3 separate regions of the Homo sapiens genome follow, and all the other regions are linked to region 2. A link is a loop called in an ENCODE intact Hi-C map of the cell type or tissue named here. Cell type or tissue: heart left ventricle. All regions are shown on one strand. Each heading gives the region's core, and the rest is flanking DNA. Links, peaks and the distances in the headings are about the cores only. Region 1 overlaps LINC01768 (long intergenic non-protein coding RNA 1768). Region 2 has its middle 29 kb from the start of EPS8L3. Region 3 overlaps LINC01768 (long intergenic non-protein coding RNA 1768).

What was found. Hi-C counts contacts between places; a loop is a spot of excess contacts. Peaks named below come from ENCODE experiments on the same cell type or tissue, not always from the same donor. Only the 100,000 strongest peaks of a DNase experiment are listed, where the experiment ranks them.
Region 1: it touches region 2 in a loop (2.7-fold over the local background); 13 of 110 quality-filtered maps call a loop at or near these places.
Region 3: it touches region 2 in a loop (2.1-fold over the local background); 5 of 110 quality-filtered maps call a loop at or near these places.

The regions. Positions count from the first base shown.
Region 1 is chr1:109,891,766-109,902,196 of GRCh38, reverse strand. The region is part of intron 4 of LINC01768 (long intergenic non-protein coding RNA 1768); the gene reads right to left. Among named protein-coding and RNA genes, the nearest start is that of CSF1, 14 kb to the left of the region's middle. In heart left ventricle, for the core only: no CTCF peak of the experiment used is centred there; a DNase peak (open chromatin) is centred at 5,996; H3K27ac peaks cover 801 bases.
Region 2 is chr1:109,787,691-109,798,121 of GRCh38, reverse strand. No RefSeq gene overlaps it. Among named protein-coding and RNA genes, the nearest start is that of EPS8L3, 29 kb to the right of the region's middle. RefSeq lists enhancers at 6,903-6,962, 9,508-10,391, 10,392-10,431. In heart left ventricle, for the core only: CTCF peaks have their summits at 5,908 and 7,086; DNase peaks (open chromatin) are centred at 5,811, 7,141 and 9,751; H3K27ac peaks cover 1,009 bases.
Region 3 is chr1:109,837,687-109,847,881 of GRCh38, reverse strand. The region is part of intron 4 of LINC01768 (long intergenic non-protein coding RNA 1768); the gene reads right to left. Among named protein-coding and RNA genes, the nearest start is that of LINC01768, 15 kb to the right of the region's middle. In heart left ventricle, for the core only: no CTCF peak of the experiment used is centred there; no DNase peak of the experiment used is centred there.

The sequences.
Region 1 (10,431 bases), core at 2,919-7,918, 110 kb before region 2:
CATGGTTCTTGGTCTCTGTGTCTCTCTTGTGTTTATGTACATTTCTTACCCTTCTTCTTACTGAACTATGAGAGTAGAGATAGCTTTTATCTCCCATGGAACCCATATATACTAGGTGCTCAATAAAGCTTTGTTGAATGGATGAATGCATGAGTGAATGAATGGATTTTACGAATCCAGATCATTCTCTCTGCTGGAAGTAACCTTTTCCCTCCCCTATTTCTAAGCTAAGCTCCACCCTTTCATCCCACTGTGGCCTGTCCCAGTGCTGACTGCTGTGTCACATGCTTGTCATGGGCCCTCTGCACTTGGGTGAGGTCATGGGTTCTGGCAGGATGCCATAGCTGCAGGTCAGAACTCACTCTGTCAATTTAACCCAGGTACTAGCAGAACTCGGGGTGCTTGTCTAGGCTCTCCAAAGGCTGCAGAGACCTGCATGCATACAGGATGCTGGGGCACCTGTCAGGCCTTCCTCGCTCTTGGTCTGACCTTGCTCTGCTCTAGCCCTCATGTGGCATAGCAGTCCTACCAGTGGGCATTGTCCTCCCTGCTGTGGCCTCACCTAGTGCTGACAGTGGCTCCACACACCCACAGAGTAAATGCTAGCACCCTTGACTGATGCCAGGGCCTTCTTCGTGTTGGTCCCCACCTTCTGCTTCCATCTTGTTTTCCATTATGCACCCCTACACCTGACAAAAATTCAATAGCCATGCCCTGGATAAATCTTTATTGAATGTTTTCTGTGTGCCTGGCTTAAGGTTACGTGCTGGGATTTCCAAAGTAGAAGACAGTCTACTGTCAGTGAGCTCACAGTCCAGTGGGCTGTAGGGGTGGGGCTGGAAGCAGGCAGTGACAGCACCCCATAGTTAGTGCTATCGGGGAGGAAGCCCAGGTTGCTCTGGGAGCCTTAAGGAGAAAGTCCAGGGTCAGGCTCAGTTTTCAGGGATGATGACAGGTGAGCCAAGACAAGGACAGAAGGGAGGGGCAGGGAAGGGGATCCCAGGCAGAGGGAGCAGCAAAGGCAAAGTGGGGAGGGGAGTCTGGCTTGGTGTGGTGAGTGTGAGTGGCAGAGGGTTGGAGGGGAAGAAGTCTGGCAAGGCTGGCAGAGGCAAAGCCACAGAAGGTGTCACTATGCCTCCATCCCCACCTGTGGAAATAAACCCCCTCAAGGCCCTCTCGGCTGCTCTCTTCACCAACGAGAGTTCTGTTTCCCTGACCCACATGGTCTCATCTTCCTCAGAATCTCAGTGGCACTTTACATCCCTCTCCTAACCCTTTTCCCTGTGCCAGCTTATTTGCAGCTTCCGTCTGTGCCTGCCCTACACACCTGTACCTGCCTAGAGTAGGGACATGGAGTTTCAATACCCTGCACAAATACTGAGTGAGGATCTAGGTCTTGGTACCGGAGCACAGTGGAGAGTGAGACAGGCGAATTGAAATACCTCAGTCCCCACCCAAATGACCCTGTCCCTCTTTCAGGCTCCCCAGTGAATCATCTGGAGATTGCTCCATAAGCAAGGAATCTATTCAAGAGGAGGACCATCATGTCATGCCCCTTATTGTGTGACTTTTGGCAAACTGTAGAACCTCTCTGATGGGGATAGAAGTAACTCCTCCCTCAGGGCCTTGTCATGAGCAAATGTGATGGCAAATGTGAAGTCTTGGTAAACTTTAGAGCAGCCTCCAAAGTCCAGAAGATTAGGAGTAGGGAAGCCTTTCCACTGCTCCTCACCAGCATACACTTTCCAGGACATGCCTCCACGGCGGAGCGTCTCAGACCAGGCCTCTGCACCAGGATGGGGCTGACCTGTTCAGCGCTCACTACACCTTCCAGCAGCTTGTCCCATCCTCCCATCCTCCTCGACACCTGCCCCCTTTTTTTTTTTTCATTTCTTATAAGTAAGAAGAAGCTTCTAGCACTTCTAGGCGGCCTCATGAGTAAAGCTGTGATTTTCAAGGCTGCAATTTTTCTTCTGATTCTAGAGGATTTACTTCTTGTCGTGTGTGTGTGTGTGTGTGTGTGTGTGTGTGTGTGTGTGTTTTAACCTCTGAGTTGGACTGCATCCAAATTTCAACATCAGAAGAATGGGAAGTTCTTGAACATGTTTAAACTGTGAAGCCCATAGAAGCCAGATCATTCTTTTGTGGAACTACAAAAAAAAAATTTCTTTTTTTTGAGATGGAGTTTCGCATGCAGTGGCACGATCTCAGCTCACTGCAACCTCCGCCTCTTGGGTTCAAGCAATTCTCCTGCCTCAGCCTCCTGAATTGCTGGGACTACAGGCTTTAGCCACCACGCCCAGCTAATTTTTGTACCTTTAGTAGAGATGGGGTTTCACAATGTTGGCCAGGCTGGTCTTGAACTCCTGACCTCAGGTGATCCACCTGCCTCGGACTCCCAAAGCGCTGGGTTTACAGGCATGAGCCACCTCACCCGTCATCTTTTTAAATAACAGTGTATTCAACCTTAAATTAACCTAAATTGTGTTAAATCAGAGACTACTGGATCCTTGTTCTTGCTATGGTTTTAACACATCCCCCAAAAGTTCATGTGTTGGAAACTTAATCCCCAATATGACCATGCTGGGAGGTGGGGCCTACTAAAAAGTGATTGGGCCATGATGGGAAGTCCTCATGGATGGATTAATGTTATCATGAAAGTGTGCTGTTATCCATTGAGTCTGGCCCCTGATGCTTCTCTCTCTGTGTCTCACATGCTTGCTTGCCCTTCTACTCTGTTATAACGCAGCAAGAAGGCCCTCACCAGATGCCATGCAGATGCTGGGGCCATGCCCTTGGACTTCCCTGCTTCCAGAACTGGGGAAATAAATTTATTTTCTTTATAAATTACCCAGTCTCGAGTATTCTGTTATAGCAGCAGAAAACAGACTAAGACAATTCTCATGTAGACAACTCATAGCAGGGGTCAAAGTTTAAGGAAAATGTTGAGACCTCAAGTCCTAAGTGGGGAATATTCTACACTCAATCTTCAGATTGGGAAGGTTGGGGGTGTTTATGTATGTTTATGGGTAGGACTCCGGCTCTAGGAAACAGAATTTGAGAGCTCTGGGTCCCAGAATCAGGCCAAGCCTCAAAAACAATAGCCCTGGGTCATCAGGGCTCTGCTGGACTTCCAGCTCTCCTTCCTGCTGTGCTGCTCCCATGATGACGTTGGCCAGCCTATCCCTCCCACCCCACCCACCACCTCCTGATCATTCTTAGAAAGGGAATGAAGCAGGTAACATTCTTAGAAAGGGAATGATTAGTAACATGGGCTGGAGCAAGACTGCCTGGATTCAACTCCAGCCTCTGTACTTACTAGCTATGCAACCTTGGACAAGCCTTCTGTGCCTCTGTGCTTCAGTTGCCTTATCTGTAAAATGGAGATAGTAACAGCACTGACCTTAATTGTACTGATGAGGATTAACTGAGTTACTACAGGGGTCTACAGATCTTTTCTGTAAAGGGCCAGATAGTAAATATTTTTAGAATCTGCCATTATTCATCCCATGTCTGACAAAAATCGGATAGCCATCCACGGGATAAATCTTTTTTTTTTTTAAGACAAAGTCTTGATCTCTTGCTCTGTCACCCAGGCTGGAGCATAGTGGCACGATCTTGGCTCACTGCAACCTCCGCCTCCCAGGTTCAAGTGATTCTCCCACCTCAGCCTCCCAGGTAGCTGGGACTACAGGCGCCCACCATCATGCCCGGCTAATTTTTGTATTTTTAGTAGAGATGGGGTTTCACCATTTTGGCCAGGCTGGTCTTGAACTCCTGACCTCAAGTGATCCACCCAACTCGACCTCCCAAAATGCTGGGATTACAGGTGTGAGCCACTGTGCCCGGCTGATAAATCTTTACTTAATATTTACTATGTGCCTGGCTCAAGGTTAAGTGCTGGGATTTCCAAAGTAGAAGATAGTCTACTGTCAATGAGCTCACAGTCCAGCAGAGCTGGAAGGGGTGAGTGAGCCTGGTAAGCAGCCAGTGATGGCATCCCATAGTTAGTGCTGCGGAGAAAGAAGCCCAGGTTGCTCTGGGAGCCTCCAAGAGAAGGTCCAGGATCAGGTGCAGCTTTCAGGCCGATGACAGGTGAGCCAAGGAAAAGAGAGAAGGGTGGGGCAGGGAAGGGGGTCCCAGGCAGAGGGAGCAGCAAAAGCAAAGTGGAGAGGGGAGACTGGCTCGGTGTGGTAAGTGTGAGTGGCAGAGTGTTGGAGGGGTAAGGAAAAGCTTCTAGCACTTCTAGGAGGCCTCAGGCTCTGTCACAACTACTCCACTCTGCCATTGTATCATGAAAGCGGCCATAGACAATATGTACATGATAGGCATGTGTTCCAATAAAATGTATTTATAAAAACAAGCAGGGAGCTGGATTTGCCCAGAGGCCTATAGCTCACTGGCCCATGAGTTAATATGTGAAATAAGTACTTGTCATGTAGTAACACTCAACCAATGTTAGCAATTATTATTCATCATGAATCAACTAAATATTTGAGCACCTACTCTGTGCCAGGCCCTGTTCTGAGTGCTGGGGATATAGCCATGAACAACACAGACAAGGTTCCTGCTCTCGGGGAGCTTCCATTCTAGATGGCAGAGACAAAAATAAACAAGGAAACGAGAGAAAATACCAGTTCGTGGTAAGTGCTGTCTTAAAACTAAAGCAGGGACTGTGATAGTGATGTCAGGGTGGAATACGTCACTGCGGTGGCCAGCAAAGGCCTCTTGGAGGATGTAACGTTTAAGCCAAGACTAGCATGATGAGAAGGAGCCAGCTCTGTGGCAACTGCAAGAACAGAAATCCAGGCAGGAAAAAGCAGCTCAGGCTCTTGCTTCTGCTTTTGCCCTTAGCCCAGCTGCAAACCAGAGGCAAGGGTCTGCAATGCTGGGAGGGCCAGGAGGGGAGGGGGACAGCAAAGAGAGGACAGAAAGGAACATCTCTTTGGATCTTGCAACTCTGGGTGCTGCAGAGGCTGTGGGAGGGGGTGTTTCTCCTCATCCTCTTGATCCTTAGCCCATCTCCCAGGATACAATCCTTTTCTTAACATCCCGGCCCTCAACCCAACACCCCTCTCTCCTTTCTCCTCCATTCCCCTCACCGATTGGCTGAAAGCCCTCAGCCTAGGCATGGCAACATCTCTGCTTCGCACATCTGTCTCTGAGTCCCAGGCTTGCTTGAGCCAGTTTACCCATTACTTAAAGCCGGTGGTGCCACCCAGCTGGTGAGTAGGACGATCTGTAGCTGCTTCCTCCTGTACAACGGGTGTTTGGAATTCCATACACAGAGAAAGAGGTGGGTTTCACTGGAGCCACTCCCGGACACAGGTTTGCTTCCGTTGTTCTCCAGTTCAATGTTTCCTAAGCTCTTTTCCGATTGAGAAAGCTTCTCTGTGCATGTAGTTTCTGGCCCCTGCAGATGCTGCAAGCCCCCTCTCTTTCCCGCTCTCCACCCACAATGTGCAGCCTTCTCTTATTAGTTGAACATTCTGGCTCACACAGAATTCTAGAGGATGGCCTAGCCTAGGAACCAGACTACACAGGTGATGTTGCTCCTCTACAGAGAACAAATCCTCAACTCCAACAGCTTCTGGAGCTGGAGCCAGCCTGCTGAGGTTCCTACCACGTTGGTTTCTCACTTGCAGCTTCTACACCTGAGGGACATGTTTCCTGACCTGGTCCCAGCCTCTAGTTATGCCCTTCTGGGTAGCGCTCTGTCCCTCCTTCAATTCTCACTTCCTTTAGACACCTTCCCAGACTGTGTCCCCAACTCGGATGCCCCCTGGTTCCAGCATGTCCCTCAGGATGCGAGCCTCAGCCCTGGTTCCAGGATCTCCCTCCGGATGCGAGCCTCAGAACCAGCTCTGACTGGTGTGTCCTTCTCACCCCAACGTGCCAGGCATAGGGGTCTGAAATGGCACCTCCTCTCTCTGTGTCCCTCACATCTCGGCTGGCTGTGAGAGGGTTTCCAGGGCTACCAGACTCACCAGCGACTGGTGCTGTCAGGCTGGCTGTCATGTGGCATGGTGGATCCCACAGGCGGGTGGGCAGCATGGGGTGGGGTCGGTGTGTCCTCCAGCCCATTTGGGAGGCCTCCACCGCCCCAACTCTTTGTTGTGCCGCGTTGCTATTTTGGTACCCAGGAAGCTGGCCGGAAAAGGGAAAGTCTGACCCCTCTTCCTGTCAACAATGACTTTCTGCTTAGAGCTGACCCTTCTGGGGTGAGTCACCAGGAAGGGCAATCTGCCTCTGCCGAGGGGAGGAGGAACACCAGGAGGGGAGGCTCACTGTCCAGGGTCACCGAGGCTTGTGGCTAGACCAGGGTCTTCCTGCTGAAGAAGGGGCTCAGAATAGTCTGCCTGCTGACCCCCAAAAGTGGAGGTGGCCTCCAAATCCCTCCCCTAACTCCTCCCTGTCCTGCAGTTTCACCTGCAGGTCACACCAGATTGATGTCCTTAAACACAGCTGTGACCATGTCACATCTTGATTATAATCTTCAGAGGCTCTTTGTTGCCTCCAGAATGAAGTCCAAATGCCCTCACTTGGCCCCAACCTCCTCTTCGACCTCCTCACCCCCTGCTCCTTCATGCCTTCTGCTCCACCAGGCTGGCCTCTTTTGCTCCTGCATGTGACACAGCACACACAGCCGTCTCCACACTTCTGCCTTCGCCATGCCCTTCTCCATCATCCCCCTCCTTGGAATGCCTTTTCCTTTCCAGATGCACCATTCCCATTTCCAATCCCACATCACCCTTCCATCTATCCAAAAAATATTTAATGAGCACCTTCTGTGTGCCGAGTCCAGTGCTATGAGCTGAAGTTTCCACCTCCAATGAGCTAGACAAGCACTCATGGGCCTGTCAGGCTTGCAGAAGGTACAGAGACATACTCAGGCACTTGCAATGTAGCACCTGGGAGGGACACCTCACCCACCTCGAGATCACAGAAGGTGGCTGGTGGAGGTCACACCCCTGCTGATTTCCTGGGGAGTGAGTAGGAGGTAGGTGGGTAAGGGAATAAGGGCTGGAAGCTGGCAGCAAAAATGTGTGGACCAGAGGAACCAGAAAGTAGGAAGACCTCAGTCAAGAGTCAGTGCATTCTAGGAACTGAAAGCTGGTCATAAAATTTGGAGTAGAAGGTGTGAGGTGGGTGGTGAGAAGAGGCGGGGAGTGGCCCAGTGGTCCCTCACAGTTTGGTCTTTATCGTAAGAGCCAGGAGAAGCCAGTGAATGGTTTATAGCAGAGGTTCACAGTGTGCAAATTTGCATCTTGGAAAGTCCAGAGTGACTGGAGTGGGGACCACAGATTGGAGGAGGGTGAGCTGCAGGTGGGGAGACTTTACATGGGAACGGTTTATACAGTCTGGGCCAAGGTCATGGTGGCGTGAGTCGTGTTCCCCCTTAGCCTCCAGCCACATTCGCCTTCTTTACATCTCATTTCCCACCTGGGGCCATTGCACTTGCTCTTTCCTCTGCCTGAAACACTGTGTCCCCTGACACTCACATGGCTTGTGCATCCAAATAATCCAAGTTTCTGTCTAGAGTGGACCCTGACCGCCATCACTCTCAATGTGCTTCCCTTGCTTTAATTTTCATCTTGGCATTTATCACTCCCCGACTGATATGTTGTAGGTTGTGCATGTGTTTCTCTATCTCCATCACTAGAATGAGACCTCCCTCAGGGGAGGGGTTTAGTCTGCCTGCTTTGCCTTCACTTTGGAGGTACCTGAGGCATGCCCAGTGTGGACATCTAGTAGACACTGGTGATGGGATGCAACCGGGAGCATCTGACTCACCAGGAAGCACCATAGCTGCACTTGTGGCAGGGAACGGGATGGTGGGGGTGACAGCAGAACTTCAGTCAGAGTGGGAAGAGAAGGGGCCTGGAAGAGAACCCGAGGTCTGCAACACCTCTGCCTCAGGTAGAGGAGAGGAACCCTCAGAGGAGGAAAGAAGGGATGGTCAGAGAGTGGACCTTATACAAGTGCTGCGCTTTGTGCCTCAGATGGGTGCTTTAGGTTGTGTGGTGCAGCACCGAGGTACCAGGGAGTGGAGATTCCTGACAGGAGGAGCGGACCAAGAACATTGCAAGCCTCAGAGAGCTGGAGGCTGCCAAAGCCCCCTGGGGTAGGCCACTGCAGCTTCCAGAGTGTGCAGACAGACTCCAGGCACAGTGGGGAGGAAAAGAGGAGTTTGGCTGAGGAGAGATGGAAGACGGGGAGCGCTGTGGTGAATAATGACCACAGCCTCTTTAACTGCTCTGCTGGCCCCGCTTTGCCAGCAAATTCTCCATGCAGAGTAATATTTTAAAAGCATAAATCAGATCATGTCACTCCCTTGTTCAAAACCATTACTTAGAATAAAATGCAAACTCCCTAAAGTGACAAACAAGGCCCTAGGGGACCTGGCCTTACCTTGTCCTCTGACTTCTTCTCCCCGGAACTGTGTCCTGCTCACTCCACTACTACCCCTCGACTCCTTGCTGGTCCCTAAGCAAGCTGCTCCCTGCCTCAGAGCACTGGCTGGTGCTGCTCACTCTTCCTGGAAGGCCCTCCTGGATATTGTCACCTGGCCCTCCCCTTCACCACATTCAAGCCTCTGTTCAAATGTCACCTCCTCAGAGAGGCTCTTGCTGAGCATCCTAAGATAGAACTCTCCACCCTTTGTCACTTTTCCTTATTTTTTGCGTGGAAGGCAATTATATTTATTATGTATTACATGTTTGTGTATTTGCTGGCTTCCTTCTTGTTCATCTTCCCCACTAAAGTGTGAGCTCCAGGAGGACAGGGGTTTTGTCTGCTTTGTTCACTCTACATTCTTAGCCCACAGAACAGCCCACAGAACAGCACATAGCACACACTGAGCACACAATAAATGTGCTGAATGGATGTTCGACTAATGAACAACAATCTCTAAAGCGAATTCGCAAGGAGTCTGACATGCAATGGCTCAGCACAACAGCTTTGCAAAGGGGCATCCCCATTTTACAGAGGAGCAAGCCTGGACTTGGAGTAGCTGAGTAACTTGGCCACAGGCAGAGCCCGAGCTTACTGGATTGTAGGCCGTGACCACAGACCAGCTCTTCTTACCCAACTGGGGGACCCTTTCAGAGAGGAACAATCTAGGCCCTCCCTCCACCTTCTCCTAGTTTCAGTAGGGAGATGAGAAGACAATGTGGGGAATAAAGAAGTCCAGCGAGGAGCGCTGGGAGGAGAGGAGGAGGAGGAGCCCCAAGGAGCCGGCTGCTGGAGGAGAGGGCGTCTGTCTTGGCTCCTTGCCGAGGCCTGAGGAGAGAGGCTGTCCTTTGAGTAAGAATTACATGCCCTACATCCCAAGCTAAAGGGCACCTTGGATCCCAAAGCCCACTTCTACCTTCAGGGGATGAGCAGAGATTTGCCTCAGGATGGGAGGGCCCTTCCTAAGGAAGCCCTGACCCTCTGGAAACTTCTCCCTCTCCACCTCCCCACCACCCACTGCAAGCTGCTGGGAATTCCCCACTTCCTGGTAGGAACTATAGAGCCCCAGGGGGAGTTTCCTCAGCCCTGGAATTCAGGACACTTTCCTGCTTTTATGATACTGTCTTCACCCTCTGCATACCAACCCCTCCCCAATACAAATTGGTGGCAAGTAGGTGGAGGAAGGAGGGTCCACTGGAGAACCCCCCCTTACCACCCAGCCCAGGAGCAAACAATTTCTCCCCAGGGCTCAGAAGCTGCCTGTGAGCTTCTTGTTTGGGGCTCACACTGAGTTCCCCCTGTCCTTTATTTGAGATGAGTGACTCGTGACACCACAACTGCTGAATCTACAGCCTCCAAAACCATGCTGGGGTCCAATCTCTAGCCCGGGCAGGAGGCATTCTGCTGGTGCATCTCAGTGTGCCCCCACGCTGTCCCGGTAAGTCACTCCAGCCTGGTCCCTGGAGTTCTTGGCCCTGTCTCTGCTTGCTGGAAGTGCCCCTTCCCTGTCCGTTTCCTGGCAGCGTGTAGGAAAGAATGATGGACAACAGGCCAAAGCTGGGAGGTCTTGTTCGGTCAGCCAGCCTCAGGGAGCCCAGCTGGGATGAGCATCAGCTTGCTGGCATCTGGGGTCTAGACAGCAGTCACATGAGTTGTGTGCACTTGTCTAGTCTGAGACACATCCCAGGCCAACTGTTTGCTCATGTGTCCCCAGAGCACCTGCTACTTCCGGGAAGCTCTCTTGTAACTCATTTCAGAAAACACCCAATCTGCCAAGGCTTCGCTACAAGGCACTGGAAGAGAGAAGAATAAAAGAATGGAGAAGACAGAGCTCCTGCCTTCCAGGAGTCTAGAGGCCCATCCTAACAATCATCACTGTGGTTTAAGATGTGCCAGCCTCTGGAATGAGGTGTGGGGACTCAGCGATAAGTAAAACATTTCTCTGAACTTCAGAAATTTAGATTGTAGCTGGGGAGA
Region 2 (10,431 bases), core at 4,895-9,894:
GTCTTCCAGCCACGTGCCAGGTAAGCAAAAATGCCTCCAGACGGTTCAGCCCCCAACCATTTGAGTCTTCCCAGCTGAGGCCCAGACATTGCAGGGCAGAGACAAGCCACCCTCTCTGTGTTCTGTCCAAATTCCCCCGGAATCCCTCACAGACTCACAGAATCTGTGAAGATAATGAAATGGTTGGTGTTTTACAGCACTAAATTTGGGGTGGTTTGTTCTTCTGTAATAGACCACCGGAAGGAAGCCAAGACCCAGAAAACCAATTCCCCTTCCTGCTGGCTTCAACCCAGATGTGGCACTGACCCAGCCTCAAGTCCTAGGGATGACAAGCCACTGCATGGAAGGACCTGCATTGCTAAATAACCACATGGAGTGCTGCTGCTTGCTGATGTGAAACACTTTGGAAGGTTACATATAAACATCTTTTTTTTTTGAGACAGAGTCTCACTCTGTCACCCAGGCTGGAGTGCAGTAGCATAATCCCAGCTCACTGCAACCTCCACCTCCTAAATTCAAGTGATTCTCATGTCTCAACCTCCCAAGTAGCTGGGGTTACAGGCTCCTGCCACCACACCCGGCTAATTTTTCTATTTTAATATGTTGGCCAGGCTGGTCTCCAACTCCTGACATCAGGTGATCCACCTGCCTTGGCCTCCCAAAGAGTTGGGATTACAGGCGTGAGCCACTGCACCCGGCACATATAAACATCTTTATTCCTTAGGCCAAAAAAACACAACAAAGATATAGCAGGGACCAAGGCAGACGCAGTCTCTACCCTCTGTGAGCTTATGCCTGGCTGAGGACGAAGGTGGAGGGGAGAGGTTGCTACAACAGATCAAACAGTTCGGTTGTTTAATAACAGTTGTAATCAGTTCTAAGCAGAGATATATAAGGAGCTGTAAAAATCATTCATGGAGGCTCTGACCCAAGCTGGGAGAACACGGAAGGTAACCCTGAGGAAGTAATGCTAGCTTGGAGACCAGAAGGGTGAGTAAAAACTAAGTAGGATCGGAGGAAAGGATAGGGCAAGAATGTTCTGGCATCAGAAAGGGACACAGCATGTACAAAGGCTCTGAGTCAGAAAGGAGATACTGAATTTGAGAAACTGAAACAAAACAAAACTCAGTGTGGACCTTGTGGGCTGGGCTGAGGACTTCAAATACAGTCTCTAAGAAATGAGGATCCATGGGTCCATGCCAACAGGAGATTGTCCGATCAGATAAGCCTTGGGAGGCTGTGAGGGGAAGAAGCTGGGGTCAGGAGGCTACTGGACACTTTCTCTGGGTTGGGGCTATGGAGATAGAAGTGCTAAAATTCAAGAGATATTTGGGAGGTGGCTGATAAAATTTGGAGGGAAAGAGAAACTTGTTAAGAGAAGAGTCAAGGATGAAACGCTAGTGAGCTGATGTCTAGTCTATGAGTAAATTATGATGTCATGGCCAGAGGAAACCGAGATGTGGCCAAATACAAAGGGAGCTCAGAACATAGAAAAGGGATTAGCTTTGCTAGTAGGTGCCTTTGAGCATGTCATCTTCCACGTCTTTGTCTAGAATGTGAAAATAATCATGGCTCTGTCTATGACACAGGACTCTTTTAAGTATAAGGATGATGGCTGCATTCATTCACCTAAAAAAACTTGTTGAGTAGAGCCTACAATCTACAATAAATAAGATTGGCCGGGCGCAGTGGCTCATGCCTGTAATCCCAGCCCTTTGGGAGGCCAAGGTGGATGGATCACTTGAGGTCAGGAGTTCGAAATCAGCCTGGCCAACATGGCAAAACCCTGTCTCTACTAAAAATATAAAAATTAGCCAGGCGTGGTGGTGCATGCTTTTAGTCCCAGCTACTCAGGAGGCTGAGGGATGAGAACCTGGGAGGCAGAGGTTGCAGTGAGCCGAGATCGCGCCACTGCACTCCAACCCAGGTAACAGTGCGAGACGCCGTCTCAAAAAAAAAAAAAAAAAAAAAAAAAATACAATAAATAAGGTTAATACATAAAGTATATAGTGTATTCATGAAAAGTGCCAAGGAGAAAAAATTAAGTGGTGGTGGCTAGAAGGAAGAGTAAATTCTTAGGTACAATGTTCAAGGTATATACTCACTAGCAGGTTGGATCTAGGTTCTGTGGAAACTGAGGTTTATACAATGAGGGGATGCGAGATGCTCCTTTATAAAAAGAAGATAAAAATATCTTACCTTTGCAAATTTTACAAAGATATGTGACCATCTGAATAGATTTCTGGGGCCTTGGAAGAGGCCCCTGTGAGTGCAGGGACCCAAAGCACAAAACTGCATATTTCTCCGGGTGTCCACCTCCGCTCAGGAGTAATGGAGCAGCAGGGCAGGGCAGAGGATGGGCTGTGGGTATCACAATAAGAACCTGTTTCCAGGCCGGGCACTGTGGCTCATGCCTGTAATCCCAGCACTTTGGGAGGCCGAGGTGGGCAGATCACGAGGTCAGGAGATCGAGACAATCCTGGCTAACACGGTGAAACCCCGTCTCTACTAAAAATCCAAAAAAAATTAGCCGGGCGTGGTGGCGGGCGCTTGTAGTCCCAGCTACTCGGGAGGCTGAGGCAGGAGAATGGCGTGAACCCGGGAGGCACAGCTTGCAGTGAGCCGAGATCGCGCCACTGCACTCTAACCTGGGCGACAGAGTGAGACTCCTTCTCAAAAAAAAATAAAAAATAAAAAATAAACCTGTTTTCTGTGACTTAGAGCAAATCATCCAACCACTCTGACCCTCAATTTCCTGATCTGTAAACAGGGACAACAGTATCACATCTTTACAAGGTTTTAAGAAGTAAATAGCAGTGTGTATGTGCTCAGCTCATAGTAAAAAGTGGTAGCTATGTTTAAAACTTTTAATTCCTACTAAATACAGATGGCAAACTACAGTCTCAATCTCTGGGAGGGACCAGAGAGAACTCAAATAAAAAGGGAATTGCAAACTGAGAGCAGGCAGGCAGGCCCCAGGCTGCCTGTGAGTGCTGGGCTCAGTGGCGCCAGATGTATACACTGTTTGCGTGGCCTCTGACATGTTGAATGGGTCTGTGGCAATGACCCTCACATGCTCCACTCTGGAACAGAATCTTATGGAGACCAAACATCCAGGAAAGACCCAGCTGTCCCCATAGGCGTGGGCGTTTGCATGGAAAGAGCAGAAAGAGCAGAGGCTGTGAGCTCGGGAGGACCTGGATCAGAATCCTGCCTCTGCCAGCCTGTGAGCACCTGTGAGCGCAGCCAGTGACTCCCCGGTCTGAGCGGCTGCCTCCTCATCTGCAGCCTGGCAAGACAGTCCTAACACTGCTGCACAGGGGGCTGTGAGGATACAATGAGGTGAAGTGCCAGGCATACACAGAGTGAGGTAAATCCTCCTTCCTTTCTTCCTCTTCCCCATCAGGCACTCCAGGGTCTGCAGCCGAAAGACCAAGCTGTGACGCCTGGGGCACTCGGTGACTCTGGAAGTTCTCCTTGGGCCCTGGGTGTGTGGCTGCCTTGGCAAATGCTCACTGGCAGATAACAAAGCCAGTTTGACCCGCAGTGGGTGCCCATGACGTTCAATGACCTCAAACAATTAAACCCATAATCAGAGAGTGCTTGGACTTGGCTGCTGTGGGTTTGCCTACCCACGAGTCACAATCATCTTGCTGGGCTTATACGTCGGCCGTTAGCCCTCAAAGTCCTGTTGCTAAGAGATTATGAACCAAATGATGTTTCCAAAAAACAACCACTACAGGATGTTCCAGGAGAGAGCCATAATAACAGCCTAAACGGAACGGACCTGCTGTTATTGATAAAACCTTATAGAGTTGAGGATTGGGTAACTGAGGTAGCCTCGCCATACACATCCTATGTAAATTACTGGTTTGCAAAGGTTTTGAATATAATAAAATGGACTCAGCGATACAACTGTAATGGATGTAGTCTAATGTCTTCATAATTCCAAAGGTTCTTTAGTCAACCAAGATGTATTTGTTGGTGGTGCATATTACGACCATCTCAGCTACATTTAGTTGCAGGCAGTGACTAAGTCTAACATAGCTGTAACCACCCCCGTTTGGCAGAGTGCCTGTTTGCAATAATTAAGTGATTTAACATAGCCATTCACACCCACCTCCATTATTGCTTTGTTGCTGAGGCAACAGGAACCAGTCAACTAACAGAAGCCAGGTTAGAGCAGGACAGAAGGAAGTCAGCAAACCGGCACTTGCCAAAAAATGGCTGTTATCTGGCACCTAGAGTCGTTTTGCCCATGGGATTTTCCTGGGAAGATGCAGCCATTCTGTTCTGTGTCTTCACCAAAGGCTGCTGGGTCATCCCCAGATGATCTCTATCAGGCAGATAGATTAGTGCAAAGTAGCTGTTCCATAATCTGTTATGAAAGGAAATCCTGATCTCTGCTGGCCTCTCTCCAGACCTGGGAGCCTAGTAGTGTGATACCAGCCCCCGACACTCCCTTCCTGCCCCCTGTCCCTGATCTCCTCCCCTCTCAACCCTCGCCACCCACCACTGCTTTCCGTCTGCTTAGGCCCCCTGGCTGCAGCGGACTTAGGGTCTACATTTGATCTCCCTGGGGCAGGTCACGGAGAGAAAATTTTTGTATTCTTCTCTCCCATTTTATAGGTGAGGGAACCAAGGTCCAGGGAGACAAAGCTAAGCGTCAAAGTCACACAGCTAGTAAGTCAGGAGACAGGCTCATGTCTTCTAGCCCCAAATCTCAGGATCTTCACTGCTCACCAGACCCAAGCCCCCTATGATAGTTGCGCAGGAAACTGCTGGATGTTGCAACGCCTCCTAGAAAGGGTCAGCGTTTCCATGGGCTGACCCTGGTGACCCTCAGTCACTGCGTGGCACCCAGGGGAGGGGACAGAGCCACAGGAACTCTACCCTTTTTCCTTCCTCCAAGGGGTAGAGGATCAAGCAGAGCATTTAAGATCCCAGCCTTGGAAATGTATTCTGCCACAACCAGAGTGAACTTGGACAAGCTACTTACCTTCCTGCAAGGCAGTTTCCTCTGCAGAAAATGAGGGTAATACTGGTACCTATCCACCTGATAAGGCTGCCCTGGGGAACACCTGGGATTAAACAGGTAACAGCGGTCAGCAGGATGTGTGGGAAACAACGCTAGCAGCTGCACCCCGACTCTCACAAGATCCACATTTTCACCACGACCATCATCATCCACTTCTGCTCAGGACCTGAGGTGCAAGTGGGGCGGGAGCCTGTGTCCTGAGGGGCCTCTGGTGACAAGGAGACAGATTTCCCAGGATTCCTGAGATCTTTAATCCTTGGGAAGCTGGGCTGGAAGAAGCAGCTTTATGGGTTCCGTGCCCATCTAAACACATGTGCTTCCAGTTGGCTCTCCTGGGCTGGAATTCCCCAGGCCCCCGCCCAGGCCAGCTCCCGCCACTGCCCCATGCACCCCTCACTCCATGCTGACTCCCTTGGCAGGCCCGGGGGTCCTCGAAGGCTGGCTGCCTCCCCTCGCCAGTTATCAATTCCAGCCTCGGGGCGCCTCCCAATTCCGTCTGAAAGTTTCTGGAGGGGGCCAGGTCTTGCCACTCTGAGAGTCTTAAAACCCCAGCCCAGAGAACGGCTTCTAAAGGAGGCCTGGGAGAGTGGGAGTGGGGGATGAGGTGTAGGAGGGTGGAGATGAAGCTGAGGTGGAGGGGTCATTAATTCAGCAGCTCTGCCACTTGGTACCAGCCCCCAGGGCAGCGGCTCCAGTTGTCCTGTGGGGCCAGGACGCTGTTTCTGCTGAGTCATCCTTTCTTGCCCAGAGGGATCCTGGCCCCAAGCCACATTCCTAGTGGGGTCTGAGTGCTGCAGAGTAGGAAGCTTCCTTTCTCACCAGCCCCCAGCGCTCCAGCCATGCAAACAGGCTGGTCTCTCAGCAGCCTCTGCCGGCAGCGAACATGCTTCTCCGTTTGTCTGCATTCCCCCAGCCCCCCAGCCCACCTGGATCCCAAGTTCTGGGAGCTAAAAACACTCCCCAGGGAGGTACAGGAGGCGAGGCTGGCCCTAACAGGAGGGGGCCAAAGGGAGATTAAGGAACGATTTTAAATTTCTGCCTTCCTACAAGGGGCCCTCCCGCTGTAGGGGTCCAATAGCCCCACTGAAAAGGGCTGAATCTCAGCCCAAAGGCAGAGGCAGCAACCCCAACCTCTCTGTGTTGTGTGAAATGTCAGCGTCCCCAGACAAGCAAGGTAGCCACACCTGCGGAGCTCATGTATCAGGAACAGGCTAAGAACACCTACTATGTGCTAAGCACTGCTCTGGGCGCTGGCCTTGCAGCAGTGAGCAGGGCAGATGCGGCCCAGTCCCTGGCGTTTCTCCCAACCTTTCCAGTCCCACCACCGCTGCCTCCACTGGTGGTCTCCTCCCAGACTGCCCAGGTCCAAATCTTGGCTCCCCACTTCTAGCGATGGGATCTTGAGCAAGTTACTTTACCCCTCTGTGCCTCCATTGCCTCATCTGTAAAATGGGGTGAAGTAATGCCTACCTCATGGGAACGATGAGAGAGGTAAATGAGTTATTATGTGTAAAATGCTTAGAACAGTTTCTGGCACAGAGCTCAATTCTTTCCTGTGTGTTCTGAACTCTGTGCCTGGGCTCAGCCCTCTCTCCTCCTGGAATGCCCTGCCCCTCTTCTGGAACCCATAAGTCCAGCCTCTTCGCTGAGTTTCCAGGTGAGAAGACCAATTAGGGGCAGGCCCACAGTCAGCCCACAGCCTTACTAGGGCCACCAATACTGGCCGAGTGTTTTCCTGTTGCCAAGGGTTTTAAACAGCCCTGTGAGGTAGATAGGGGAGGGAATTCGGTGAGGGAAAGACACCCGCCTGAGGTTGCAGAACCAGCGAGTGTTGGATCTGAGAGTGGAACTTGGATCTTCTGACTGGAAGTAGCACTGCCTCTGTCCCACCTGGTGGCGTTGGTCCTAAGAAACCTTCAGATATCCTGAGGCTATCACCAGGGCCTCTGAAGCTAACCCAAGGCTCGGCACCCAGAAAATGGGGCCTTCCTAGCCCTTCAGAGGCCCTGGAGTCAGTTGAGCTTGTCTCAGAGCCAGCTGGGGTCCACGAAGGCCTCAAGACAGGGGGCGCTGGCTAGCAGAGCCCTGAGGAGGGCCCTGCAGGAAGAGCTCAGCGGAAACTCTGAGCAATGCTGGCAGCCACAGGCCTCTGGGCTTCCTGCACCCTCCACACAGGCTGCCCTGTCAACATCAATGTCAATGCGTTTGTGAAACCCTGCCGGGCAGGCAGTGGGAACTCAAGGGGCCCCAAGGGTTCATAGGCTGTGGTCACCCTGTTCCTTTGCAGCCCAGGAGAAGGTGGCTTTCTAAAGACTGCTGTCCACAGTGTAATGGGATGCAGCTGCTGCCGAAGACAGTTACCTGAAGGAGGCCCCACGGTCTCCTTAGGCCTTGGGCCTCCAGATCCCATGGCTTCTCCCTGCAGGTCCATATCTTCTGGGGTCCCCACAGATTCAGAGAACCCCCAGACAGAGCAATAGAGTGGACCTTGTGGTCGAAGGACTTTGGAGTGAAAGACATGTGGGTTATAAGCCCAATCCACAGCTTTGCTATCTGTGTGACTTTGGGAAAGTTAGTTAACCTCTCTGTAGAGAGCCTCAGTTTTCTCATCTGTAAAATGGTGACAGAAAGTACCTACCTTGTCCTGAAGATTAAATAAAACAATGTAAATGGGAGACCTGGCATACCATAAGCTTTTGATAAATAGGAACTGATGTTTTTGTGACCACTGAGTGATAGCAGATATTGGAGGTACAAATACTATTGCATTTCTTCGATTTGTATAATTTCAATTAAAACCATCCAGACCTAATTTACTATACTTGAAAGAAAAACATACCTTCCTCTGGAATCTTCCTCTCCTTTCAAATTGCCCAAGAACCTCCAGGTCTCATGTACTCAAAAAGTGGAGGGGGAGGTAGAGGCTCCAACTTCTGCACCTTGGCCAGGAGAACCAGGACGCTGACCCGTTCCCACTGAGGTGGCACCTGTGGATAACTGCTCCCACGTGGTCAGAAGGCTGAGTGTCCTGTGCCAACCAGAGCACCACACAGGCCACATGCATCTTCTGGGGGCTGACTTCAAGGATGGCAGAGGATGGCTGACAGTTTGCTGGGGCTTCAGGTCCACCCCTTGCGGTCAGAGTCTGAGTCCCTTTTCCTTCCCCAGGATCCACACTGGGGTTGGGGCTCCTTCTTTACAGACCCCAAAACACAAATGGCCTCCTTACTCCTGTGTCTGAAAGTCCCCAGAAAGCTGCTCCCCTTCGCCACCCCCAGACCCACCCTCCATAGTAAACCCCAGTGCTGAGTCACCTGAAGACTACCAAGGTAACTCTTGCACAGAACAGAGGGAAAAAATGGTCTATATGGGGCTTCCTGCCGTATTTTTTTTCTTCTCAGTAACTAGGCAGCAGGGAGAAGCCAAAGTGAAGCCAGCATCCAGCGGTGGAGCCTTTGCCTTTTCTCTTTATGCTCCAGGTGCACCAGAGGTGAGCAGGGGACGGGAGGGTTTCATTTCTGTAGCCCCAGGCGTCAGGCTTCAGAGCCTGAGCTCTCAGCCAGGATATCTCTACAGCTCAGTAAATGCTTGCTGACTGACTGAGAGCAAAATGATCTCTCTGAGGGGGTGGGATCAGGCAGAGATGCTGGGATGGGCAGAGAAGAGGAAGTAGACCAGGGAAACGGCCAGGGGTGAGGCAGATAGGTCTGCAGATGGGCTGGGAGCAGCCTTGTAGGAGCAGAGGAAAGAGAGTACTGTTCTAGGGTGGCCTGAGAGTAAGGGGTAGTGAGGGAAGTGGCCACTAGGGTTGCTGCAGGACACCAGAGGCATCTCTGGGAAACCTGTGGAGCCTGCTGAATGCCTCCAGGTGCATGGTGGGGGCCGGGGAGCAGAGGCCTCATGGACGTAGCAGCCCCAAAAGGGCAGGTGCATGGGGGGTGGTTCCCAGGGGTGTTCAAAGGCAAAAATTAAAATGGTAACTCCCTCTGCGAAGAGACCCCTGGGCATGGTCCAAACTGATTCAACAGCAAGCATACTGCCCTTGACAATGTCCAGAGCCCAGGCCACCACCTAGAGGCCGCACCAGCACTCTCTGGGCCCATGTTGCTGCCCTATGCCAAGACGCAGGTCCCTGGAGGCACGAGCAGCCTGGAGCTGACCTGGGCTTCCTCAGGTGCAACAGGCACATGGAGTGTCTGAGAGGCACAGGAGCAACAGCCAGTGCCCCCTGCAGAGGACCACTGGGGTCACAGACTTCAGACCTGATGACCTGGGCTCAGATCCCAGCTCTGCACCTACCAGCCGTGTGACAAGGTGTCCTCTCTGAGCCTCAGTCACACACTGCCTTAACGGTTGGGCCTCATGGAGCTGTTTGTGAAGGTTAAATGGGAAGACATAAAGCACTTAGCCCAGAGCCAAGGACATGCTGAATAGGATAATGGTGGCCTCCTTTGGCGCTGTGCTGGTGCAGGTGTGCCGAGGAACTGGGCAGGGGTGACAGATACCTCTTCTAACCTAGTTCCTTTCCAAGAACCTAATTGGTGTCTCTCCCTCCCCCAGGCAATTGGAAGGAGGAGGCTGGGCCCCAGCCCCAGAATACGGGAGGTTTCTCACCGTGGTAGGGAAATTGCTGGGTTGGGGGTGTGGGCAACCACAGTGATCGTCTCTCTGCAGGACGGATGCGGCTTTGCTGACAGAGAGTCTGCGGCCTGGACATGCCAGCGGTGCAGGTCTGAGGTCAGCACTGGGGAGCCGGGCTGGGCCCCACCAGGGCGAGACATCTGCTTTCAATCAGCTGCCCTTCTGCCCGAGAAGGGGGTGAGGGCTGAGACCTCCCCCAAGCCCAACTTCTCATCACACAGAATGGACACTGAGGGCAAAGGAGGCAGGAGAAGCTCTAGAGACCCAGGTCAAAGAGATAGAGGTTTATTTTTGTTAAGCCACTTAAACTAAATCCTTCAATAGCTCTCTTTTGCAAGGCCATGCCCAGTCCGGCCAGTCAGCCCCCAGCCTCCCCCCGCGCCGCCCCAGCTCATGCTGCCTTGTCGCAAGCCTCTGGCTTGTCCGCCACTCGAGGGCTTTGCACTCACGCCCTGGGGGCCCCTGCCCTGCCCTGTGCAGGCTGACTTGTCATCCTTCAGCTGAAATCCCACTTACTCAGGAAAGGCTGTGGACGCATTTCTCCAACCCTGTTGACAATCTTGTTGAACACAGTTTGCTTTGTACCTATGTGTTCATCTGCATGGCTACTGAATGTCTGCCCCCCACCCCACTCTAGACTGTAAGCCCCATGCGGGCAGGAGCTAAGGCTGTCTTCCTCAGGACAATATCCCTAAAATTCAGAGCAGGGCCTGCCACAGAGTATGCGCTCAATAAATACTTGCCGAATGAAT
Region 3 (10,195 bases), core at 1-5,000, 55 kb before region 2:
TTGAAATCAGATTCAACAAAATTCCATCAACTAGGAAGAGAGGGATCAATATCCAATCCCTCCCTCTTTCCAACTCAAGACTATGGGAACCTCTGTGATGAGCTGATGTGGTCCCTGCTGAGGACCACTGGTGGGAAAGGCCACCAAGAACCACCAAGGGAGAAACTTACCAGAGGGGAAGGGGATTGAGAAGAGGTAATTTGACTGTTACCTCCTGACCCAGATGCTCTGACAGGGTGGGCGCGTGTGTGGGAGTCCAAGTGTGGAGCTTTCTTGGCTGAGCATGTCACTGGTGCATGGGAATTTTCTTCCTCAACAAATCACCAAGGCTTGAGCATGGGTCTGAATTGTCAGTGCCATTGGAGCAGCGAGCTGGGTGAGGCTGCCTGTGGTCAATGATCACTGTCATCAAAGGATTTGAGTTCCTGGCACTGCTCTGTCACTCACTGGCCACCTGACTTGGCTCAGATTCCCAGCCATGAATTGGGGACATTATAATTTCCCTCTCACCAGAATCCTTTAGAGGCCTAAAGGCTACAATGAGAGGATACTGCCGGGGGTTGTGGGGGCGGTGTCAGAACCCTGGCATTGTGAAGTGGTAGACTCGCGGGTTGGTAAAAAGAACTTACCAGCAACAGGATATGTTTGAAAAAGGAAAGTTTATTAGAAAAAACACTGCAGAAGGGTGCAGCAGGACACCTCAGGGAGAGGACTGAACTTGCCATGGTAGATTTTTCCTTAGGGGTACTTATGGACCTTCAGGCAGGAGCTTGAGGGTAATTTGAACCATACTAGCCAGCCACATAAGTCATGATACATGATTACATTTGTAGAATTTTGGTGCCTTAGGTTGCACAATGAGTTTTGGCATGGCATTCCAGAGATTTATAAGAATTCTAGTTATGGGCCAGTCTCGGTGGCTCACACCTGCAATCCCAGCACTTTGGGAGGCCGAGGCAGGTGAACCACGAGGTCAGGAGTTCAAGACCAGCCTGGCCAACATGGTGAAACCTCGTCTCTACTAAAAATACAAAAATTAGCTGGGCATAATGGCACGTGCCTGTAGTCCCAGCTGCTCAGGAGGCTGAGGCAGGAGAATCGCTTGAACTGGGACCTGGCAGGCAGGGGCTGCAGTAAGCTGAGATTGCGCCATTGCACTCCAGCCTGGGCCACAGAGCGAGACTCCATCTCAAAAAATAAATAAATAAATAAATAGATAAATAAATAAATTCCAGTTACGTATAAATTTTGTGGGGGAAAGAAATCTGGAACCAGATGTCTGCTCTATATAATAGGAAAGTCTAATTACTTCTAATTTCCCCAGATGAGGAGTTTTGCCTCCGGATGGCCTGTTTGATGGTCACCAGGTGGTCTTTGCTCCCTTCTAAATCCCTCAGATAAGGAGTTTTTGTCTCTGGGGCCTGTTCAATGATCACTGGGTGATTTTTGCTCTCCTCAGATACTTGGGAGTGTGTTTCAGGAACCAGCTCCAGCCAGCTTTTTCCCATCCTTAGATGGGCAATCAAGCATCACCTCCTACTGATTAGCGCTTTGATCTCGGCTGAGAGAAACTGTCAACAAAACCTTAAATCATCAGTCATTTTGCCCTACTTTGAACAGTAGTGTTCTTTGATTTCTTTTTCTCTTTTTACCTAACATTTCTGAGCTTAATTCTGCTATAAGATGGGGGTAACAGAATGTATCTCATTGAGTTACTATAAAAATTAAATGAGGTATTAAGTGTCTACAGAAAGGCAAGGTCTGGTACAGGCTTGGTATGAGAAATCAATTCCTGCTTCATTGTTCCTTGGATCTATAGCTTTAATGAATACGTGAAGAGTAGGTCCTCAGAAATAGTTAATCATAGCTAAAATTTATTGAGCACTCACTTTAGGTCAGCACAGTGTTATATGCCCTTTTTATGTTAACTTGTTTAATCCTTATAACAGACCTATGGGTTGTGTACAAATACAATTTCCATTTTACAGAAAGAAACTAGGAACACAGAGAAGTTAAGTAACTTGCCCAAGATCACACAGCTGGTAAATAGTAGAGCCAGTGCACGAACTCACACATTGCATTCCCAGAGCCCTTGCTCCTAAGTGCTGTACTACACTGCATCGTTACTGAGGCAGAAACACAAAGTCAGTCCCAATTCAGCTTGAAAGTAGCTAATGGTAATGAGATATAGTTTACCTCTAATTTGTGGGAAACTTGGCCAGATGGGGCTTAGTTCCATCTACTTTGCTGTGCCTTTCTAAGTCATGTCAACGATGTGTTTTAGTCTGTTTGTCTCCCTTGATTTCTTTATGCTGCTCACCTCAAGTCGGAGGCAATTTGACCTTTTATGTTTTAATACTGCTAAATGGTCAAGGGCTTGAGGGAAAGGGAGAGAAAGCAACAGGATTAACACAATATTATGTGTCATAAATGGATTGTATCCTGGATCTAGCTAGACATTAAAAAATTAGGTCAGATAGGAACGGGGAAAAAAGGGAGATCCTCTTTTAAGCAACATGATTAGAAACTAATTGCCATCTGTAAGGCACAGTACAAAATAAGGATTTCCCATATCAAAGAAGCTGGGAAATTTTACCCCGTGGCCCCAGATATCAGTAGGAAACAGAAAGAGAAGTCCATCAGTACCAAGGTGGAGGATGCAAGGAATGAGAGACACATAAGCAGCCAGGAAACAGGAGTCACCATGTTAACCCACCATACTGGGTAAAATGGCCCAGAAATACAAGGGAAGGGGAACCCACCCCCCAAGCCAAGGATGTGGGAAGGGCAGGATTCTACTTGGAGGGCTTTTTGCCTAGCTCTTTGTCTAGTGTAGCAGACAGGAAGGATTCCAGTTGTCATAAAAACAGGGGTGAACTATGCTACATTTATGCTCTGAGCACTGACCATGCATCTGACCCCTTGGTGAACGCCAGGATGCACAGATGAACAAAAGATCTTACCTACCTTACTGAAACTCACCATCTCCTGGGGCAGATGGACCAGCAACGGTGTGATTGCCATGCTGTGTAATGGTTGCTTTTATGGACTTGGGGTAAGAGGAGCAAAGAGGAAGTGGGTCCAGGTAGAGATAATATGTCTGAGCTGCAACTTGGAGAATAACAAGGTGTTTTCTAGGTGGATGGCACTGAAGTTTTGTTATTCCTGGCAGAGGAATCATTTGTAAAGACACTGGAATCCCAACTGGTTTGCCATGTTGGGGAAAGTAAGTTGTTGGGTAGGATGGGAGTGGAAGGCCTGTGTGTGAACATGCGATGTAGGAGCAGGAGACTGGGCAGAGTCAGATCAAGGTGTTAGTTTATCCAGAAGGCACCACTCACCTCTGACAGTTGCTGAGGTCACCAAACCTTCCCTGCTGGGGTGCCGTGCCCCCAGGGCAGTACTTTTCAAACTACAAGTCACAACCCATTGGATAATGAAATCAATTTAGTGTCTGAAAACTAGAATTTTTTTATTTTTTATTTTTTAATTAATTAATTTATTTATTTATTATACTTTAAGTTTTAGGGTACATGTGCACAATGTGCAGGTTAGTTACATATGTATACGTGTGCCATGCTGGTGCGCTGCACCCACTAACTCATCATCTAGCATTAGGTATATCTCCCAATGCTATCCCTCCCCCCTCCCCCCACCCCACAACAGTCCCCAGAGTGTGATGTTCCCCTTCCTGTGTCCATGTGTTTTCATTGTTCAATTCCCACCTATGAGTGAGAATATGCGGTGTTTGGTTTTTTGTTCTTGCGACAGTTTACTGAGAATGATGATTTCCAATTTCATCCATGTCCCTACAAAGGACATGAACTCATCATTTTTTATGGCTGCATGGTATTCCAGGGTGTATATGTGCCACATTTTCTTAATCCAGTCTATCATTGTTGGACATTTGGGTTGGTTCCAAGTCTTTCTTATTGTGAATAATGCTGCAATAAACATACGTGTGCATGTGTCTTTATAGCAGCATGATTTATAGTCCTTTGGGTATATACCCAGTAATGGGATGGCTGGGTCAAATGGTATTTCTAGTTCTAGATCCCTGAGGAATCGCCACACTGACTTCCACAATGGTTGAACTAGTTTACAGTCCCACCAACAGTGTAAAAGTGTTCCTATTTCTCCACATCCTCTCCAGCACCTGTTGTTTCCTGACTTTTTAATGATTGCCATTCTAACTGGTGTGAAATGGTATCTCATTGTAGTTTTGATTTGCATTTCTCTGATGGCCAGTGATGGTGAGCATTTTTTCATGTGTTTTTTGGCTGCATAAATGTCTTCTTTTGAGAAGTGTCTGTTCATGTCCTTTGCCCACTTTTTGATGGGGTTGTTTGTTTTTTTCTTGTAAATTTGTTTGAGTTCATTGTAGATTCTGGATATTAGCCCTTTGTCAGATGAGTAGGTTGCGAAAATTTTCTCCCATTTTGTAGGTTGTCTGTTCACTCTGATGGTAGTTTCTTTTGCTGTGCAGAAGCTCTTTAGTTTAATTAGATCCCATTTGTCAATTTTGGCTTTTGTTGCCATTGCTTTTGGTGTTTTAGACATGAAGTCCTTGCCCATGCCTATGTCCTGAATGGTAATGCCTAGGTTTTCTTCTAGGGTTTTTATGGTTTTAGGTCTAATGTTTAAGTCTTTAATCCATCTTGAATTGATTTTTGTATAAGGTGTAAGGAAGGGATCCAGTTTCAGCTTTCTACATATGGTGAGCCAGTTTTCCCAGCACCATTTATTAAATAGGGAATCCTTTCCCCATTGCTTGTTTTTCTCAGGTTTGTCAAAGATCAGATAGTTGTAGATATGCGGTGTTATTTCTGAGGGCTCTGTTCTGTTCCATTGATCTATATCTCTGTTTTGGTACCAGTACCATGCTGTTTTGGTTACTGTAGCCTTGTAGTATAGTTTGAAGTCAGGTAGTGTGATGCCTCCAGCTTTGTTCTTTTGGCTCAGGATTGACTTGGTGATGCGGGCTCTTTTTTGGTTCCATATGAACTTTAAAGTAGTTTTTTCCAATTCTGTGAAGAAAGTCATTGGTAGCTTGATGGGGATGGCACTGAATCTGTAAATTACCTTGGGCAATACGGCCATTTTCACGATATTGATTCTTCCTACCCATGAGCATGGAATGTTCTTCCATTTGTTTGTATCCTCTTTTATTTCCTTGAGCAGTGGTTTGTAGTTCTCCTTGAAGAGGTCCTTCACATCCCTTGTAAGTTGGATTCCTAGGTATTTTATTCTCTTTGAAGCAATTGTGAATGGGAGTTCACTCATGATTTGGCTCTCTGTTTGTCTGTTGTTGGTGTATAAGAATGCTTGTGATTTTTGTACATTGATTTTGTATCCTGAGACTTTGCTGAAGTTGCTTATCAGCTTAAGGAGATTTTGGGCTGAGACAATGGGGTTTTCTAGATATACAATCATGTCGTCTGCAAACAGGGACAATTTGACTTCCTCTTTTCCTAATTGAATACCCTTTATTTCTTTCTCCTGCCTGATTGCCCTGGCCAGAACTTCCAACACTATGTTGAATAGGAGTGGTGAGAGAGGGCATCCCTGTCTTGTGCCATTTTTCAAAGGGAATGCTTTCAGTTTTTGCCCATTCAGTATGATATTGGCTGTGGGTTTGTCATAGATAGCTCTTATTATTTTGAGATACGTCCCATGAATACCTAATTTATTGAGAGTTTTTAGCATGAAGTGTTGTTGAATTTTGTCAAAGGCCTTTTCTGCATCTATTGAGATAATCATGTGTTTTTTGTCTTTGGTTCCGTTTATATGCTGGATTACATTTATTGATTTGCATATATTGAACCAGCCTTGCATCCCAGGGATGAAGCCCACTTGATCATGGTGGATAAGCTTTTTGATGTGCTGCTGGATTCTGTTTGCCAGTATTTTATTGAGGATTTTTGCATCAATGTTCATCAAGGATATTGGTCTAAAATTCTCTTTTTTGGTTGTGTCTCTGCCCGGCTTTGGTATCAGGATGATGCTGGCCTCATAAAATGAGTTAGGGAGGATTCCCTCTTTTTCTATTGATTGGAATAGTTTCAGAAGGAATGGTACCAGTTCCTCCTTGTTAGAATTTTTTTAAAATAGCAAAATAGATTAGAACAATGCCTTTCAAAGGATCAATTATAGAGGATTTACTTTTTTTTTTTTTTTTGAGACAGAGTCTCACTCTGTTGCCCAGGCTGGAATGTAGTGGCATGATCTCTTCTCACTGCAACCTCCGCATCCTGGGTTCAAGTGATTCTCCCACCTCAGCCTCCCAAGTAGCTGGGATTACAGGTGTGTGCCACCACGTCTGGCTAATTTTTGTATTTTTAGTAGAGACAGGGTTTTGCCATGTTGGCCCGGCTGGTTGCGAAGGGATCTGCTTTTTTTTTCAGTTCCAATCTGTCATGAATGGATACTTTTGCAAAATGCAATAAAACAATAAAAATGAATTACTAGGAAAAGGATCATGCTCATAGATATCATACTAATGTCAACTTACTGTAAGTGTCTAAAATGCTCTGTTTTTGTTTTTGTTTTGGTTTTGTTTTTGTTTTTTGAGATGGAGTCTTGCTCTGTCCCCCAGGCTGGAGGGCGGTGGCGCAATCTCGGCTCACTGCAAGCTCTGCCTCCCAGGTTCACTCCATTCTCCTGCCTCAGCCACCTGAGTAGCTGGGACTACAGGCACCCGCCACCAGGCCTGGCTAATTTTTTTGTATTTTTTTAGAAGAGACAGGGTTTCACCATGTTAGCCAGGATGGTCTCGATCTCCTGACCTCATGATCCACCCGCCTTGGCCTCCCAAAGTGCTGGGATTACAGGCGTGAGCCACCGCGCCTGGCCAAATACTCTGTTTTTAACAGCTTTATTGAGATATAATTCACATATAATTCACCCATTTAAAGTGTACAATTCAATGGTGTTTAGTACATTCACAGATCACCACAATCTATCTTAGAACACTTCGATCAATCCTAACAGAAACCTTCTACCCATTAGCAGGTAATACCCATTTCCCTCAGACTCCCATTACCCCAGCCCTAGGCAACCACTAAACTACTTTCTACCTCCATAAATGTGTCTATTCTGGACATTTCAGAAAAATGGAATCATACACCATGTGGTCTTTGGTGACTGGCTTCTTTCTTTAGCATAATGTTTCAAGGTTCATCAGTATGTGTCAGTATTTCATTTCTTTTTATTGCCAAATAATATTCTATTTTGTGGATATACCATATTTTGTTTATCCATCCATCAGTTGATGGACATTTGGGTTGTTTCCACTTTGGGGCTATTATAAATAACGCTGCTATGAGCATTCATGTACAAGCTGTTGGGTATACACCCAGGAATGGAATTGCTGGGTCATACGGAAACTCTATGTTTATCTTGTTGAAGAACTGCCAGACTGTTTTCCACAGCAGCTGCACCACTTCACATTCCCACCAGCAATGCATGAGGTTTCCAATTTCTCCACATCCTCACCAACACTTAAGATTATCTATCTTTTTTATCATAGCCACCCTAATGGGTGTGATGTGGTACTCCATTGTAGTGTTGATTTGCATTTCCCTAATGGCTAATGATGTCGACACTTTTTAATGTGCAAAACACTTTAATTTCTCTGACTTTCTGCACTCATCTCCTCCCTGGCTGGTGATAAGCAAGCAGTTCAGGGACCAAACTTCGAGTAGCACTGGCCTGGAAAATATGAGTGCATCACTTGGAGTGAGGTTAAGTGTTGTTTCTATGGAATTTTTGCTTCACCTAGATACATATGTTTATATATTCAGGACTGCGACATAAAATGTATTTGTATTGCTTACTGTTTGCAAACCCCTAGCCTGAAGATTTCCTGCCATTCATCCTCACCCAAAGTAGAACAGGTCATCCTTGAAGAGGGACATTGTCCTTCTAAACATGCCTATGGCAGAAACCAGTCTATGGCAAAGTGCCACTATCTCAGCCCTGGGAGAATCTGACTGGCAGCTCCAAAATATGAAGTTAATTTAAAAAGCGCTTAAGTCCCAAACCATTTTAATCAATAAAATAGTCTCCTTGTTTTGAACTCGGTAAAACATTTAAAATTTTTTCTTAATATTTTCATTGTGTAACCACCCAAAGTTGCTTTGCCTGCTGCCTAGACAGAGCCGATTCATCAAGACAGGTGAATTGCAATAGAGAAAGAGTAATTCACGCAGAGCCAGCTATGTGGGAGACCAGAGTTTTATTATTACTCAAATCAGTCTCCCTGAGCATTTGGGGAGCAGAGTTTTTAAAGATAACTAAGCCAGTGAGCCAGGAGTGCTGATTGGTCAGAGATGAAATCATAGGGAGTCGGACCTGTCTTCTTGCACTGAGTCAGTTCCTGGGTGGGAGTCACAAGATCAGATGAGCCAGTTTATTGATCTTAGTGGTGCCAGCTGATCCATTAAGTGCAGGGTCTGCAAAATATCTCAAGCTCTGATCTTGGAAGCTATTTAGGGAGGCTCAGAATCTTGTAGCCTCCAGCTGCATGACTCCTAAACCATAATTTCTAATCTTGCAGCTAATGTTAGTCCTACAAAGGCAATCTAGTTCCCATGCAAGAAGGAGGCCTGCTTTGGGAAAGGGCTGTTACCATCTTTGTTTAAACTATAAACTAAGTTTTTTCCCAAAGTTAGTTCAGTCTATGCCCAGCCTACAAGGACAGCTTGGAGGTTAGAAACAAGATGGAGTCAGTATACTTAGATCTCTTTCACTGTCTCAGTCATAATATTGCAAAGGCAGTTTCAATCCTTCCCTTTGGGTTTTATAATGCCCTCGTCTTACGATGTAGGCTATGAAGATGGGAAAAGGTTGTAAATCGCTCTGGCTTCTTCCTGCCAACAGAGGACGTAGTGGAAATGGGAGTGCATCCCAAGGTGAGAAGAGTTGAACTGCTTTGTAACTGTCTGAGTGACTCATGCAGGCCTGGCTGGGCTTTCATGGCAAAAACATTAGTACTCTCAACTATAGTTTTACTACAGTGTTTAAGTGAAACAGCCTATTATAAGGTAAATAATGAGTCCTAGGCTGAGGAGTACAATTCCCAATTTTAAAAACAAAGATTTGAAAGCATTAGTTTGAGGACTTCTAGCCCACAAAGAATTTGGAATTTAGTCTAAACTACAGAAAAAAACCTCAAGAATAGCTAACAACAGTGTACTATAGTTTTTCTTTTGAAGCATAAATTTTCTCTCTCCAGTCTTCATTTTTTTAAAAACAAATCATGATAGAACTGATTCGTTTACAAAATAAACTTTAGTCTTACTGTAATTGGCCTAATTATTTGTAAAAAGTACAGCAAGAATAATTATTTTTCATGTAGACTTTTTTAATTGGCTTTGATAGAACTCTGTTCCATGAAGAATCTCAGATAAGACTTTTTAAAAGCCAAGCCCAGCTGTGGGTTTGTACCGACAAATACCTATGAGTTGGGCAAATTCCTCTCCTCTTGAGGTCCCAAGACAACTTGGGGTTCCTGGGCCTGTTAGAAAGTGAAATTCCTTACTTACCACAGGTCAGGAACCTTGTACGGGGACACTGTGCAGACAAGGTATGAGGTCAGATTCCCCAACAGGCTTTAATTGGCTCTATAAGTCAACTTTGATTCTTTAAAGGAAGCATGCCATTCCATTCAAAACCTTGGTAAAATAATCAGTTTCTCCAACTGTGTTCTGTTACAGAAGAAAATAGCTTCTTATTGCACTTACACAATTAACTATACTGCCATAAATTGAGAATATTCACAAATAATTTCCAAATTCTGGAGAAATCAGGTAGAGAGGAACAAATATGCTCCAAATTTTGTTCTCAGGAGTATATCTTATTCATTTGTTAAAAGTTGCAAATACCTCTAAAGAAATAAGTTCCCTTGACTCTGGAAACAAAATGTTTAGCAATGTTTAACACATTAGCTCTCCATGACAGTCCTAGAAGTTTGGTTTTTTTCTCTATTCCAATAGCACAAATTTTAAAGCCCTATTAAAGCTACAATTGACTAGGAATTTTGATTACTTCTATGGCATACAATTTTACATAACAATATTATTATCAATGTACACTAAATTATATCAACATTGTAGAAGTTTCCCATAATTTTGGAATACATACTAATAATATATTTATACAAATACAGTCCAAAGTGAACCAAACACCCTTCACT